2 separate regions of the Homo sapiens genome follow, and region 1 is linked to region 2. The links are chromatin loops, found by intact Hi-C in ENCODE. Cell type or tissue: B cell. All regions are shown on one strand.

Region 1 (8,000 bases), 460 kb after region 2:
CGCTGTGCAGCTTAAAGCCACAGCCCAGAACGCATACATGACTCACCCAAGTCTGCACAGCTAGTAAATGGCATGATCAGACTCAACAGTGCACCTCCAGGACCCACACTCCCAATCTCTACACAGACAGCTAAAGAGTCTGGCCCTGGGACTTCCAGAGGGAAGCTGCTTGGCATCCACCATGCACCATCCAGCTTACGCCACCTACCCTTCTTGACTCAGATTCTGCCTGCCAACATCAATCTGCAAGGAATCCCATTCCTCCTTGAGGTTGGTGCCCACCAGGGTGGCCTTTCTCATGAAAGAAATAAACCCTAGGCCTCTGAACACTCAGCCCCACCCACGGGGGCCCCTCTGGCATGAGGTTTCCTGCCCCCTACCCCAAGTCCCCTCCAGCCCACAGTCCATTTGGCATTTGTTCTCCCCAGCTTTGTTGGAATCATATCCAGCCATGTCTCATCACAGCTGCAACCCTGGCCCCAGCACCTGACCTGTTCCCAGGCCTCATAACCTTGTTAAAACAAAATTGGCCAATCACATCCAAACACACCAAGAAGCCACTCTTCCCACCACACACTCCTATCTCTCTCTCTCTCCCTCACTCATCCCCCATGCCCCAGGTGCCCTCACCTGTCACAATGGGGTAGGACTGCGGGCCTGGCACACTGCTCCCGATGTCAGCAGGGGTGGGGCTGGCCAGATTGGCCTTCATGTCGTCCAGCCCACCAGCCAGCGAGGCCATGGCTGAATACTCTGTGGTCTGAAAGAAGAAACAGAGACGTCTCAGCACCAAGACTCCACAGTACCTTAGTCAAATGCCAACTCCACGTTCTGAGCTCAGCCACCAAGCTGAGTTAGTCCATGCCTGTGCCAAGGCCCACAAGGGGCTCATGAACACTTCCAGTGTTGAAAGGGCAGAGTCAGCTTGGTGGAACGAGACAGTTGTCCAGAATCAACAATTCTTCCCAGGAGAGGAGGTGGGCAGGACTCAGTGCAACTTCACAAGAATCCAAACTTTGCTCCCTCTGGCCTGCATGTTGCCCTCACCCAGCTCCAGTTGGCCAGAGACCCCACACTCCTCAGTGCAGGGATGGAGGGTCCGTAACCAAAAGCAAGGCAGAAATAAGTGTCTTCTTGCCAAGAGAATGGAAAGAACGGTTTCTGATTTCTGTGCTCTTAAACCACAAAGGTAGAATCACAGAAACAAGGGTTAAGAGGAATCTGGGAGATCATCCATTCCAAATCCTCATTTCACAGATGAATAAACTGAGGCTCAAGGGGAGGAGGGCTTTACCCACCACCAACAGGGAAGAATACCAATTGGGGTGGGTCACCATGAATTCCCACCCTAATCCAATATGGCAAACTAACTGAGCCACCATTTGGCAAGTGTTTTTGAATTCTAGAAGCAGGTAAACACCTGTATGCTGAAAACCACAGGGTGCACATATCTAATTTACCAAGTCCACACCAACCATGTGTATTTAGCCCATGAGTCACGCTCCTTTCTTTAAGCCATTTCACGAAATCAGAGTTTGCAATGAGTCATTTCCTTGTCATCCAAGCCACTGTCAGAATGGTCTCCAGAGAAGGCAGCAAAGGCACCAACCTGGATCTTTCAACTGAAGGATAGACTAAATTATAAGCATGAGTGACAAGTCTCTTCCTCCCACCCCACCCCAGGGCCTATTTTCAGGTAAAGAAAATATATGCGGCTGGGTGCAGTGGCTCACGCATGTCATTCCAACACTTTGGGAGGCCAAAGCGGGTGGATCATTTGAATCTAAGAGTTCAAGACCACCTTGGGAAACATGGTGAAACCCTGTCTCTACAGAAAATACAAAAATTAGCCAGGTGTGGTAGCTTTCACCTGTAGTCCCAGCTACTCGGGAAGCTGAGGCGGGAAGATCGACTGAGCCCAGGAGATCGAGGCTGCAGTGAGCCATGATCATGCCACTGTACTCCAGCTTGGGTGACAGAGCAAGACTCTGTCAAAAAAAAGAAAGAGGTGGAAGGAAGGAAGGAAGGAAGGAAGGAAGGAAGGAAGGAAGGAAGGAAAAGAGAAAGGGAGGGAGGGAGGGAGGAAGGAAGGAAAGAAAGAAGGAAGGGAGAGAAAGGGAGGGAGGGAGGAGGGAATTTGCAAACACTTAAGCCAACAAATTTGTTTGTGCATGTGAAGATTTTATGTGGGGAGTTTCCTCCAGGACGCTGGCATTGCTGATGGAGGACACACCCATGTTGGTCCAGGGTTATGTCCTTGTCAGGGAGGGACACAGAAGCAAGCAGTCTTCTGGAAGGAGCTGCAGGCACCCTGAGTAAAATGATGAGGACTGAGCCACTGGGAGGGAAACCAAAGGAGCCACTGGGTGGCAGGCAGAAGGGGCTGGGACTCAGGCACATTCCTGGTGTCTTTCCCTTCAAATCAGAGATTACTTCCTGGGCAGCTAAAGTTTTGACTGGGGGTGATGGCAGCAGCGAGTCCAGGAGGTGCTGCAGGCCCAGGCTCTAGATGATTCGTGCTGAGGACAGCATGTCCAGAGTTCCCCAGGGCTCTTTGATCCTCATTCATCAAAGGCTGGTTCTGAAACATGTGGAGAAGAGCACAGGCCCAAAGCAAGCCCAGGTCCTTCTAAGGGAGAAGAACAAGGCCAGGGGGACAGGCTTACCAGGCATCAGGAATCGCTACAGAGCTACAGTAATTAAGACAGGGTGGTATTGGCACAGGGGTAGATAAATAGGCCAATGAAACAGAATCCAGTCCAGACCCTGGTCCGTGCACATATGGAACCGTGATATATGAAGGAGATGGTGTACAAATCAGCAGGAAAGGATGGACTCTTTAATAAACAGAGCAGGGGTAACTGGTTATCCATTCAGAAACAGGGGAAAAAAGAAATTGGATCTTCACACCAGACACAAAAATCAATTCCAGGTGGATTAGAGACCTAAATGTGGAAGGCAAAGGCATCCAACGTGGCGAGCTCTAGGTCCAGCCAAAAATCCTTGGGAACAAGTCTGCCCTTCATGGAAGGAAGAGTGCCTTTTCTGGCCTGGGATGCTCACGCAGAGTTCCTGCTCACTGTGGGGTTAGTGGTGGGACCCAGTCATCCTGCTGCCCTGTCTCAGTGCCTCCTCCTCCAAGAAGTCTTTCATAACCACCATTCCCCAGGAAGTGTGAGTCCCACCCTCATTCTGCTGGCCCCGCCAAGTGGTGCCAGAACAATAACAACCACAGTCTTCACAATTGCATCAAAATCTCACACTCACTGAGCATTCACTCTGTACCAGGAGCTTTAGCTGTACTATCCCATTTAATCCTCACAGTCACCCCTTGAAGCAGGCTCTATGACATCCCCATTTTACAGATGAAGAAACTGAGGCTTTTATGATAGCGCAGGAATGACTTGCCTAACTAAGTTCATACAGCTTCTAGGTGCCCAAGCCAGGATTCAAACCTGGGTCCTTCTGACTCCAAAACCTTGACAATGACCCTAATGATCTTTATACTCTCAGTACCTGATCCATTAAAACACAGTGAAATCAACTTGCTGGTCCCAACATTTTTATAAATGAAACTGAAAAAAAAATATCCAAGGGTCTCCCACATAGAAAGGATAAGTCCTGTTTTGTGAATCTTTGTTTCCCATGTCAGTGGGTATGTGTGTACGAGGTAGAGATTAAGATGTACTTCTTGATCTAGGTTACAGCCAGCAAAGTTTGGAAAATACTGCTTCATTCCATGCAGCAAGAGCTATTGGAAAAAGGTTGCTGTCTAGACTTCCTCTTCTGTAGAACAAGACTTGGTCGTGGCATTAGCCTCCTAATTTTCTGAGAATGAATCGGGCATGAATTTAGAATTCCACTCACTGGAAGCAACTCCTTCAGTTCATTGCTGTGTGCAAAGACGGCAGGTCAAAATGCCTCTGACAAGGGTCTTTTCCTAGATGGCATCTTCTAGAGTTTCTGGGCCCCCAGGGGTAGGTCCCAGTTCCGCCCTCCTCTCTGTGTTCCCGAATGCCCTAGTGAATGGTGGGCGTGCATTCGTTCAACCTTTACTGAGCCCTGTTGTGTGCAACATGATGTGTGAAGACCAGACACACTCTTTGACCCTCACCCACAAACACCAAGAGAAGACACATTGGCCCAGAAATTCCATCCAAGAGGGACAAGAGCACAGAGTCATTAATGTATATGGGGCGTGAAGTGGTCAGGAAGGGTTTCTTGGTGCAGGCTGTATTTAACCTGGGAGTGAACAATCCCTAACTCCCAAGACTGAGAACAGCCGAAGTCAGGCTCAGAGGTAATAGGACAAGAGTGACCCAGAAACAGGGCACATGCAATAGTTAGAGGGGGTGCAAGCGTAAAGGGGAAAGATGGAATGGTAGACTAGCTGGAACTCGATTGTGAAGGGCTTGCACAATGAACACTGGGTGAATGAAGGAAGGAGTGCTCTTCCTAGGGCCAGGCAGCATCCCAGCCAAGAGTCAGCATCCCTGCACCCCTCCCCAGCCCACCCTGGGGCCTGGCACATTCCTAGACCTCAGCCTCTTCTCTCTGACATGGGCTGGGCTGCTGGGTCTGCAAGGGAATGCCTTTACTTCCCCCAAGAAAGCAGAGCCAACCTGGGTTTAAAAGAACCACAAAAAGGGTGGTCAACAGGGATATATCCTGCCCCTTACATATTTAATTTCCAGATGGAAGAGGCTTATGTTGCTATTTGATTTTTGTTTTAGTCAACAAATTCAGTATCAAACAAAGCTCGTTCAGCCACTTCAAAAGTTAGGTTTGGATCATCTTTTTAAGACAAGAAATCTTCAACTTATGTTATACATGCAGCGGGAGGTCCGAAAATCCAGGCATCCAACCACCACTGGCTCCCAGAAAGCAAAGCAAACCTCCCTATAAGCCAGGCCCTGGGGGACGGCGGGACACTTGGAAACGAGTCCTTAGCTGCACTTCACCATCTGTGCCTTTCCTTTTTCTTTTTCTTTTTTTTTTTTTTGAGACAAAGTCTTGCTCTGTCACCCAGGCTGGTGTGCAGTGGCACGATCTTGGCTCACTGCAACCTCCGCCCCCCGGGTTCAAGCGATTCTCCTGCCTCAGCCTCCCAAGTGGCTGGGATTACAGACACATGCCACCACACCCAGTTAATTTTTTGTATTTTTAGTAGAGACAGGGTTTCGCCATGTTGGCCAGGCTGGTCTTGAACTTCTGGCTTCAAGTGATCCACCTGCCTCGGCCTCCCAAAGTGCTGGGATTACAGGCATGAGCCACTGCACCCAGATATCTGGGCCTTTCACCATAACCACCTTGCAGGGCTTGCCCAGAGCCCAGCCTCTCTTCTTTGGTGGGATTCCCTCAGTTCTTACTCTGCTCCTGCATGAGCCAGGGGAAGCTGTCATTTAGTTTTGGTGTTTAATTGTTCCCTAAGTCCTCATCACCGTTTGTCCTTTTGAGGTGTCCGTGATTTTTAAAGGCAACTGCATTCTCCCCAATCTCTTGGGTTCCCTGGAACATTGCTACACCACAGCTCCTCAGCCATTCCAGACACTGTCCTACCTCCGCCTGGAGGGTCCCTCTCACTCCGTGACTTAGAGAACTCTTACATTATCCACAAGACCCAGTTCACATGTCACCTCCTTGGTGGAGCCATTCCTGAACTCCACACTCCTACAAAGAAACAATCTCTCCCTTGTCTATGCTTCCATACTTGGTGGCTTTTTGCACAGACCTCCATTATCACCATGTAGAGTGGCTGTTTGTCTATCTCCCTCCAGGTTGCCTTGACAGTGTGGAACATGGAACATCCTTAGTGCCCCCTAAGTGCTTGTTGAATGAATGAATGAATAATGGTTCAGTAGCATGTTATGAGCTACAACACTCAAAAATTAACTGGGAAGTGTTTGAACAAGAGCACTAAGTGATACGCTAACATCCCCTTCCCTCCTTCCACCTCTACCCCACATCGAGTCAGGTCACCAGAAAGCCACATCCCTATCCAACATATTAAAGCCCCTGGGTGGTGCTTTCACCAGTCTCTGATGGAATATCAGGCATTCAACACTTTTACGAGGCAAAAAAAGAAAACAGCCATAAAAAGAAGATTGTTTAAAACCTCTGGGGACACTGCCCACTAGAATATTCAAATTCCTTATCAATCCCTCCTACAATTCAACACCAGTAAAGTGTTTCCCCTGGTGAGTCATTAATCTGCCTCTGACTAAACAACAAGAACACTGGAAACCACTGCATGTCTCTTTTGGCTTTGACTGCCAGGAAACTCGGTCAAATTCAGTGTTCAACCACCATAAGCACATCATTGCTGGCTCCTGCCACAATGATCTTCCCCTTTTCTCTATGTAATTTCTGAACTTTTTTTCCAAACTTAACTTAGATACACATACTTGCTTATTTTGCAGGCCACCTCAAGTTCTTTGTGAAAGTGAAGGCTGGGAAAGGTGAACTGACAGAAAAAGAAAGATGGAAGGAAGGAAGGAAGAAGGAAGGAAGGAGGAAGGAAGGAAGGAAGGAAGGAAGGAAGGAAGGAAGGAAGGAAGGAAGGAAGGATGGATGAGAGAGAGAGAGAGAGAAAGAAAGAGAAGAGGAAAGGAATTCCTGGTGCCTCTTTTCCTGGTAACAACGGCATTCTACTTCCATTTCTCAGTTTTTTCGAAGCCAAAGGCTGAGTGGCGGGGTGCAGAGGTACACACGCAGTCACAGATGTGTAAGTGTGTTGGTGCACCTACATACTTGGGTACATTGCCCCCGCCAACCCCAGCCCCTAAGAATCACAGGCAACAGCTGTGTTCTACATTTCCTACTTTTTCTGAGCCCTTGGGGTTCTTTCTTAGGATGTCATTTTAGGCTTCTTCTCCCTCTTCATCAGGGCACCCTGGTGCTGTCCTTGACCATGACCCAGGAACAGAAATGAACTGAAGTCAGCAATTCACAGATTTCCCACTGCAATGCAACCATTGGGATAAAACTTCCTCTGCCTGCTGCCACAGAATCTTTCTTTTTGAGACAGAGTCTCGCTCTGTTGCCCAGGCTGGAGTGAAATGGTGCAATCTCGGCTCACTGCAACCTCCACCTCCCTGTTTCAGTGATTCTCCCGTCTCAACCTCCTGAGTAGCTGGGATCACAGGCACCCACCACCATGCCCAGCTCATTTTTGTATTTTGAGTAGAGATGGGGTTTCACCATGTTAGTCAGGTTGGTCTTGAACTTCTGACCTCAGATGATCCACCCACCTCAGCCTCCCAGAGTGCTGGGATTTACAGGCATGAGACACCACACCCAGCTGCCACAGACTCTTATAAGACCTCAAGGTCAAGACCACCAGCTCAAGGTGTGTGCACCATCCTCACAGACACCATGTTCTAGATGATGGAACAGCTTGTCCTCTGAAATATCAGAACTATAATAGAAGGACAGTCAGGGTCATCTTTCCCAACATAGAAAAACTGAGGTACAGGGATAGGGATGGATGTCCTTTTTTTTTTTTTTTTTTTTTTTTTGAGACAAGGTCTTGCTCTCTCACCCAGGCTGGAGTGCAGTGTCACAATCATGGCTCACTGCTGCCTCAACCTCCCAGGCCCAAGGGATCCTCCCACCTCAGCCTCCCAAGTAGCTGGGACTACAGGCACACGCCACCACACCCAGCACCTAATTATTTAATTTTTTGTAGAGATGGGGTTTCACCATGTTGCTCAAGCTGGTCTTGAACTGCTGAGCTCAATTGATCCACCCACCCCAACCTCCCAAAGTGCTGGGATTACAGGCGTGAGCCACTGCGCCTGGCCCTTAGTTCATTTTTATCTGCATCATTGATAGCCTTTGACCCAGTGGGGGAAAAAAGACTGAACTAGGAGTGATAACACAGGGTTTTTGTCCCAGCTCTGCCCCTTTCTCACTTGTGTGGCTGTAGGTGAGCTGGGCCAGTTCTATGAATCTCATTTTCACCATGAGTAAAATGAAATTTTAATTCTAGTCCCTAGCTG
Region 2 (8,000 bases):
GTAATCCCTGCTACTCAGGAGGCTGAGGCAGGAGAATCATTTGAACCCAGGAGGTGGAGGTTGCAGTGAGCCGAGATCACACAATTGCACTGCAGCCTGGGCGACACAGCGAGACTCCGTCTCAAAAAAAAAAACAACTGCAACTAATCTGATTGCTATTACATATATATATATATAATATATATATATACACACACACACACATATACACACACATACATATATGGGTAACAGTAATAGTGAAATTATCTTTTCCAACTATTTAAAATTATGAAAAAAATTAGATGTCTACTTAAAATTTTTCAAGATTTTCAGAGTATATATTCAAAATACTTTGAATATCACTAATTAAGGAGAGTAATTATGCAGCAAGAGAAAACAGCCCAGTGCAAGGAGGCTGCAGCTCTGAGCTATGGGGCCTGAGAGAAGAGCCTAGCCCTCTGTGGGCCTGTTTCCTCAATATGACAATAAGGAGGTCAGATTATGATTCTGCTGCTCTCTGCTTCAAGAGTCACTAACTGGGTGGGTCAGGCCATTTGGGATATAACATCACTACCAATAATAACACCATTAGCAGCAATAATAAAACCCACTATAGCTTTTTCAACAATTAATGTACACTTCCATGCATCATCTCTATACACAAATGCCTGCGCCTCTCACACAGGTAATTTGTGGACACACACCAAAATGGTACCTGTTACCACCTCTGGGATTATAGTGGGGAGAGGAATAAGAATGGAGGGTCCATCAGTCAGGTCCCAAAAGTAAAGAGATGGCAAATACAAATCAGAATAATCTGAGAAGGGTTTGTTTATAAAAGAAATAATTACAAAGTAGGGGAATAGAGGCTACAGAAACCATGGGGATGGAACAGAAATCAGGACTAGTAAAGGCAGAACAAGGCTGAGCAACAGTGGCTCACACCTGTAATCCCAGCACTTTGGGATGCCAAGGTGGGAAGACTGAGTGAGCTCAGGAGTTCAAGACTAGTCTAGGAAACACAGCAAGATTCCACCTCTACAAAAAATGTTTAGAAACTAGCCAGTTGTGGTGGCGCACGCCTGTTGTCCCTACTCAAGAGGCTGAGGTGGGAAGACTGCTTGGGCCCAGAAGCTCAAGGCTGCAGTGGGCCATGATCGCACCACTGTACTCCAGCCTGCTGGGCAGAGCAATGTTCTGTCTTAAAAAAAAAAAAAAAAAGGCAGAACAAGTATTGCTTCTAGAAGTGCCAAAGAAGATAGGAGACAGAGATTACCAGAACGCAGAATCCAGGTATATAATACATGCTACCCTGAGAGGTGAAGGGATAAATATTCTGACCTCCTTCTCTGGCCCTTCAATCCAGAGGGCCTAAGAGTTCTTTATCTGGGGCAAAGAGCCAGGTAGAAAAGAGTAGAGGATGGATCTGGAGAGGTAAAGAAAAGATATCCAGCCCAGATTTCTTTTAACTTTTTATAAAATTAAATACATGAGCCTGGCGTGGTGGCTCACGCCTATAATCTCAGCACTTTGGGAGGCCGAGGCAGGTGGATCACTTGAGGTTAGGAGTTTGACACCAGCCTGACCAACATAGGGAAACCCCGTCTCTATTAAAAATACAAAAATTAGCCAGGTGTGGTGGCGGGTGCCTGTAATCCCAGCTACTCGGGAGGCCGAGGCATGAGAATTGCTTGAACCTGGGAGGCAGAGGTTGCAGTGAGCCGAGATCATGCCACTGCACTCCAGCCTGAGCAACAAGAGCAAAACTCTGTCTCAAAAAATAAAAAAAAATTAGGCCAGGCACAGTGGTTCACACCTGTAATCCCAACACTTTGGGAGGCTGAGGCGGGTGGATCACAAGGTCAGGAGTTCAAGACCAGCCTGACCAATACGGTGAAACCCTGTCTCTATTAAAAATACAAAAATTAGCTGGGCATGGTGGCAGGTGCCTGTAGTCCCAGCTACTCAGGAGGCTGAGGCAGAAGAATTGCTTGAACCCAGGAGGCGGAGCTTGCAGTGAGCTGAGATCGCACCACTGGACTCTGGCCTGGGCGACAGAGCAAGAGTCCATCTCAAAAAAGTAAAACCTTACACAGAAACCTGAAGTCCCACCCTCCATAATCCTGGATCCTTCTCTCCAGAAGTAATCATCTTTGTTATCAGTTAGGTGGGGTTTACTGTTGGCCCTTTCTATATAGAGAGAGAGACATATCACAGTAAAATACAGAGAAGTGTTTTATGGAGTGCTATTCATTTAACATGAATGGTATTACTCTACTACTTTGTTCAATCTTTTTTTTCCCCCACTATTTTCAGTTCAGTTAGAAAATAATGTTCAAGGGCCAGGCACAGTGGCTCACACCTATAATCCCAGCACTTTGGGAGGCTGAGGTGGGCGAATCACCTGAGGTCGGGAGTTTGAGACCAGCCTGACCAACATGGAGAAACCCCATCTCTACTAAAAATACAAAAAATTAGCCAGGCGTGGTGGCATATGCCTGCAATCCCAGCTACTCGGGAGGCTGAGGCAGGAGAATTGCTTGAACCCGGGAGGTGGAGGTTGTGGTGAGCCAAGATGGCGCCATTGCACTCCAGCCTGGGCAACAAGAGCAAAACTCCATCTCAATAAAAAATAAAAAATATATATAATGTTCAAAGCCTGGTGCGGTGGCTCACACCTGTAATCTCAGCACTTTGGGAGGCCAAGGCAGGTGGATCACTTGAGCCCAGGAGTTTGAGACCAGCCTGGCCAACATGGCGAAAACCCGTCTCTACTACAAAATACAAAAAATTAGCCGGGAGTAGTGGCACCCACCTGTAGTCCCAGCTACTTGGGAGGCTGTGGAGGGAGGGTCACTGGAGCCTGGGGAGATCGAGACTGCAGTGAGCCAGGATCATGCCACTGCACTCTAGCCTGAGTGACAGAGTGAAACCCTGTCTCAAAACAAAAACAAAGAAAAAGGAAATAATGCTCAAGAAGCCAGGATGAGATGGATGGGCTTGATTCTCCTCGGTTGTTTCTACTCCACCACAGTGGCTCTCAGAACACACCCTGCCCTTCATGTGCATTAGCATCACCTAGGAACCTGTTTAAAATGAAATCTGCAGGCCCCACCCAGTGAGGTGAATCAAAAGCACTGGTGGGGGTGTCCAGCTTTTAAAGTCTAAGAACCACTACTCTACCTCCTGGTACTCAAAACTTTCTTCACCATCACCTGATGCCTTGCCAGAAATCGGCATTTTAACAAGATCCCCCTGGTCTACCTCAGGGCCACAAACCATAAGCCCCAATCCATAATGCTTCGCACCCATCCACACAGTGTCTGAGTGGTTTCTGGGAATGGGAAGTAGGGGAGGCCCACTGAAAGAGCAGTGGTTTTTCTCTCTTTGAATATGAATCTATCACTTACCAATCCTGTGGGAAAAACAGCACTGCATGCCCTAGTTAGACAAGAGTATGTTGTGTGTGTGACAGAAAGCACACAACTACCATTAAACTGCCATGGAAATTTATTCCGCTTAGATGTCACTGTTATGTTATAAGCTATTTTTCTTTTAAAATAAGGGAATTTCAATTTTAACCCCAGGCATAATAAAATTAACAAGATTGTCTAACCTTTGTTTGTATTGCTAATATTGTAGCAGGAATCTGTCACCTTAAAACAAACCAACCAAGGGGATATACCTTACCTTCTCTGCTCGAACAAGGACACCTTCACCAACATCTAGCCCCCACTTCCATGCAGCAGCCCCCATCTCCATACAGCATGGAGGAAGGAAAACTATTTCCAGTATTCCACCTTTAACTTCCTGCTGCCTCCCTCAAAGACTCATAGATTTTATTTCAAAATCTGAACCCGAAGGCCCCTAACTCCATCTCTCCCTTTGCTTCTCTCTCATTTTCCTCCACTGAGACTTCTCTGGTCTGTGGTACTGCAAACATGTCGGCTCTTCCAGCAAATCTACAGGTGAACTACGTACATATTTATGCCTAAGAATTGTACTGTCTCACTGCTCATTCCAGCTTGACTCAGCCTAACACAACGATGTGCTTTTTTAAGGCACTTCCAGTTTCACTTCTAGCTCCTACCAGGCTTCCGCCCCGCCCCAATGCAACATAGCCCCCTCAGTTTCCCAGACCCAGGAAGTAGCAAGGTCAATTCTGTGAGGCCCATATCCAATTTGACTTGCCTCTCTCTTCTTAAAGCAATCTTGGAATTAAAATTTCTAAAGCCCCCTTTCAATTTAATAACTTTTCTTCCATAGAAACAAGAGGTTTTAATCAAGCCTTAAAAATAAATTTGAGCCTTGTGTTTTTAATCACATAGCATTGGGAAAAATAATATAACTATTCTACCAAATTTCAAAAGGAAACATGTTTACATCTCAAATGTGCTACAAAAAGATCCTGGTATGGTAAAACTAGTTTGATTTCGACTCCCACCCCAACCTTTTTTAAACTTCTCCAACACAGTTCCAGAATAACTTGTCAAAATCACTTCTGAAGCGGTAATCCCAGCTACTCCAGAGACTGAAGTGATCGCCTGAGCCCAGGAGTTCCAGGCCAGCCTGGGCAAAATAGTGACTCTTATCTCAAAATAACAAAACAAAACTCACCCTGTCAATTAGACTCAAAAGATGTATAGTACTAACTAAACATTCCAGAGTCAAATTGTAACTTCAGTTTTTATCTCAACACAGAATTTATGAGTTGCACATAAATTTACTTTACTTCTTTTTAGAAATGGAGTCTTGCTATGTTGCCTGGGATGGTCTCAAACATCTGGCCTCAAGTCATCCTCCCACCTCAGCCTCCCAAGTAGCTGGGATTACAGGTGAGCCACCGCATCCAATTTACAAATTCACTTTAAAAAGTCAAATCTTTTCACTTCTTGCTTTGCTTCTTGGATTTGTTTGGGGAAGAGGAATGTTTCTTTTTTTTAGCAAATAATGGTAGCTTTTACTTGAAGCTTTAAAATATCAATTTTAAAAAAACAATTTTAAAATAACAATTTGTTTTCAACTATATATGCAGTTTTAATAAAAATATTAGATAATTCGATTACAAGAGTTCTTGACTTACATTCCTGCCATTAGCAAAGACAGTCAACAATGTCTTAAGAGCCACCAAACATATCAATCTCTAGATATGGTCTAAACCTAAGGTTATTTTAAAAACTAAGAACAGTGAGTGTGTAGAAACTCTTCAATTATCTGGATTAATCAGCTTTTATCCTGCCTGTATAGAATCAATGTCTTCCTCCTATGAATTCCACAGTTTAGTAATTATGAAAGGCAGAGAATTCATTTTTCCTTCCTAGGTATCCATAAACCAAGCTTCTCTAACCCATAGCCCAGGATGGCTTTCAATGCAGCCCAACACAAATTCATAAATTTCTTCAAGTGTATTTCATGTGTGGTCCAAGACAATTCTTTCAACATGGCCCAGAGAAGACAAAAGATTGGACATCCCTGGCCAGCAGTTAGCAGCACTCAAAGAAAAAACAGGCCTTATTCCAAAAGTTCATATAATCTGGCTTTGACCTTAGAAGCCCATTTTGCCATAGATCATTTTCTAAATGGTACGTTCCCAGGATGGCCCACCAATACCTATTAAGCCCACAATACAGATGAGATACTGAACTACCAAGCCCAGCCAAGAAGTTTTTCTTCATCTGTTTAAGTGCCCAAACAAGCACTCAGTTAAGATCTAATGTTGAGAATCACAGAGCATGGGATCTTTTCTAAGAAGTAACTTAAATATGCCTGATTTATAGAGAATCCAGGGCTGGGTACGGTGGCTCATATCTGTAATCCCAGCACTCTGAGAGACCGAGGTGGGTGGATCACCTGAGGTCAGGAGGTGGGTGGATCACCTGAGGTCAGGAGTTCAGGACCAGCCTGGCCAAGATGCTAAAACTCTGTCTCTACTAATAATACAAAAATTAGCCAGGCGTAGTGGCACATGCCTTTAATCCCAGCTACTCGGGAGGCTGAGGCAGGAGAATCACTTGAACCCAGGAGGCGGAAGCTGCAGTGAGCCAAGATCACGCCATTGCACTCCAGCCTGGGTGACAAGCGCGAAACTCCATCTCCAAAAAATAAATAAACACAATAAATAAAAAAATAAAGAGAATCCAGTGCTGGGCACAGTTGGGGGTGCCTATAGTTCCAGCTACTCAGGAGGCTGAGGCAGGAGGATCACTTGAACCCAGGAGTTCAAGTCCAGCCTGGACAACATAGTGAGACCCCATTTGTAAAAATAAATAGCTGGGCGTGGCAGCTCATGCCTATAATCCCAACACTTTGGGAGGCCAAGGCAGGCGGATCACCTGAGGTCAGGAGTTCAAGACCAGCCTGGCTAACATGGTAAAATCTCGTTTCTACTAAAATACAAAAAATTAGCCAGGCATGGTGGTGCGCACCTGTAATCCCAGCTACTTGGGAGGCTGAGGCAGGAGAATTGCTTGAACCTGAGAGGTGGAGGTTGCAGTGAGCCAAGATTGCACCACTGCACACCAGCTCGGGCAACAAGAGCGAAACTCCGTCTCAAAAAAGATATTAAATAAATAAATAAATAAGTGTACCACTCTGATGTACCACTCTGATGCAGGTACTCCTACTCCTGATGTGACCAAGTAATGAATGATTTAAAAACTCAATTTTTGTCCAGGCGCGGTGGCTCACACCTATAATCCCAGCACTTTGGGAGGCTGAGGCAGGTGGATCACAAGGTCAGGAGTTCAAGACCAGCCTGGCCAAGATGGTGAAACCCCGTCTCTACTAAAAATACAAAAAAATTAGCCGGGCGTGGTGGCAGGCACCTGTAATCCCAGCTACTCAGGAGGCTGAGGCAGAGAATTGCTTGAACCTGGGAGGCGGACGTTGCAGCGAGCTGAGATCATGCCACTGCACTCCAGCCTGGGCAATAGAGCAAGACTCCATCTCGGGAAAAAAAAAAAAAAAAACCCTCAATTTTTAAAACCCTAGCACAGACCGGGCGCGGTGGCTCACACCTCTAATCCCAGCACTTTGGGAGGCCAAGGCGGGCGGATCACGAGGTCAGGAGATTGAGACCATCCTGGCTAACACGGTGAAACCCCATCTCTACTACAAATACAAAAAATTAGCCGGGCGTGGTGGCGGGCGCCTGTAGTCCCAGCTACTCGGGAGGCTAAGGCAGGAGAATGGCGAGAACCTGGGAGGCGGAGCTTGCAGTGAGCCAAGATCACGCCACTGCACTCCAGCCTGGGCGACAGAGCAAGACTCCGTCTCAAAAAAAAGAAACCCTAGCATAGTAATTCAGAACTTAAAAAACAAAGTTATTTCTCAGGAGAGACAAAGGCAAAACAAAAGACTGCAAATTCTCTTCATCAGCTAAAATAGTGATCAACTTTGCTTATATTCAGTCTTTTGTTATCAAAACTACTTGCTGTGTTTTCGGAGGCTATCTGTAAAGTAAGATGCAGTAAAGCATGACGGCTAAAAATACAGATTCTGGAATTAGACTACCTGGGTTCATATCCCAGGTAACACTCCTAATAGCTGTATCATCTCCAGCGAGTTGTTTAACCTGTGTGCTCCAGTTTCATCTGTACAATAAGTATAATATGAGTCCCTTAGGGGACTGCAGTGAGGATTAAATGAATTAATCCACATAAAATACTTAGAATAGAACCTTAAATAATAAGCACACAATAAGTGACCACTATTATCTAGATATTTAAAAATAGGTAGAATTTAGAAAAGGAACTGAAGGGAAAAGAGGCATTATAGGCTGAAGTAACAATCAAAGGAACAGAGGTAGAAAAATCACACACAGGGCCGGGCGCGGTGCCTCACGCCTGTAATCCCAGCACTTTGGGAGGCCGAGGCAGGCGGATCACCTGAGGTCGGGAGTTCAAAACCAGCCTGGCCAACATGGTGAAACCCCATGTCTACTAAAAATAAAAAAATTAGCTGGGCATGGTTGTGTGCACTTGTCGTCCGAGCTACCCACTCAGGAGGCTAAGGCAGGA

The links. Hi-C counts contacts between places; a loop is a spot of excess contacts. Peaks named below come from ENCODE experiments on the same cell type or tissue, not always from the same donor. Only the 100,000 strongest peaks of a DNase experiment are listed, where the experiment ranks them.
Region 1: a loop joins it to region 2, with 10 times the contacts of the local background. A loop is called at or near these places in 1 of 110 quality-filtered maps.

The regions. Positions count from the first base shown.
Region 1 is chr9:36,922,725-36,930,724 of GRCh38, forward strand. It overlaps PAX5 (paired box 5), which reads right to left. Exons shown (of 10, transcript NM_016734.3): 7 at 631-760. Among named protein-coding and RNA genes, the nearest start is that of MIR4476, 33 kb to the left of the region's middle. RefSeq lists enhancers at 6,358-6,407, 6,937-7,076. In B cell, no CTCF peak of the experiment used is centred here; no DNase peak of the experiment used is centred here; H3K27ac peaks cover 5,030 bases.
Region 2 is chr9:36,467,056-36,475,055 of GRCh38, forward strand. It overlaps a transcript of RNF38 not described here. Among named protein-coding and RNA genes, the nearest start is that of RNF38, 71 kb to the left of the region's middle. In B cell, no CTCF peak of the experiment used is centred here; a DNase peak (open chromatin) is centred at 4,056; H3K4me3 peaks cover 1,095 bases; H3K27ac peaks cover 2,691 bases.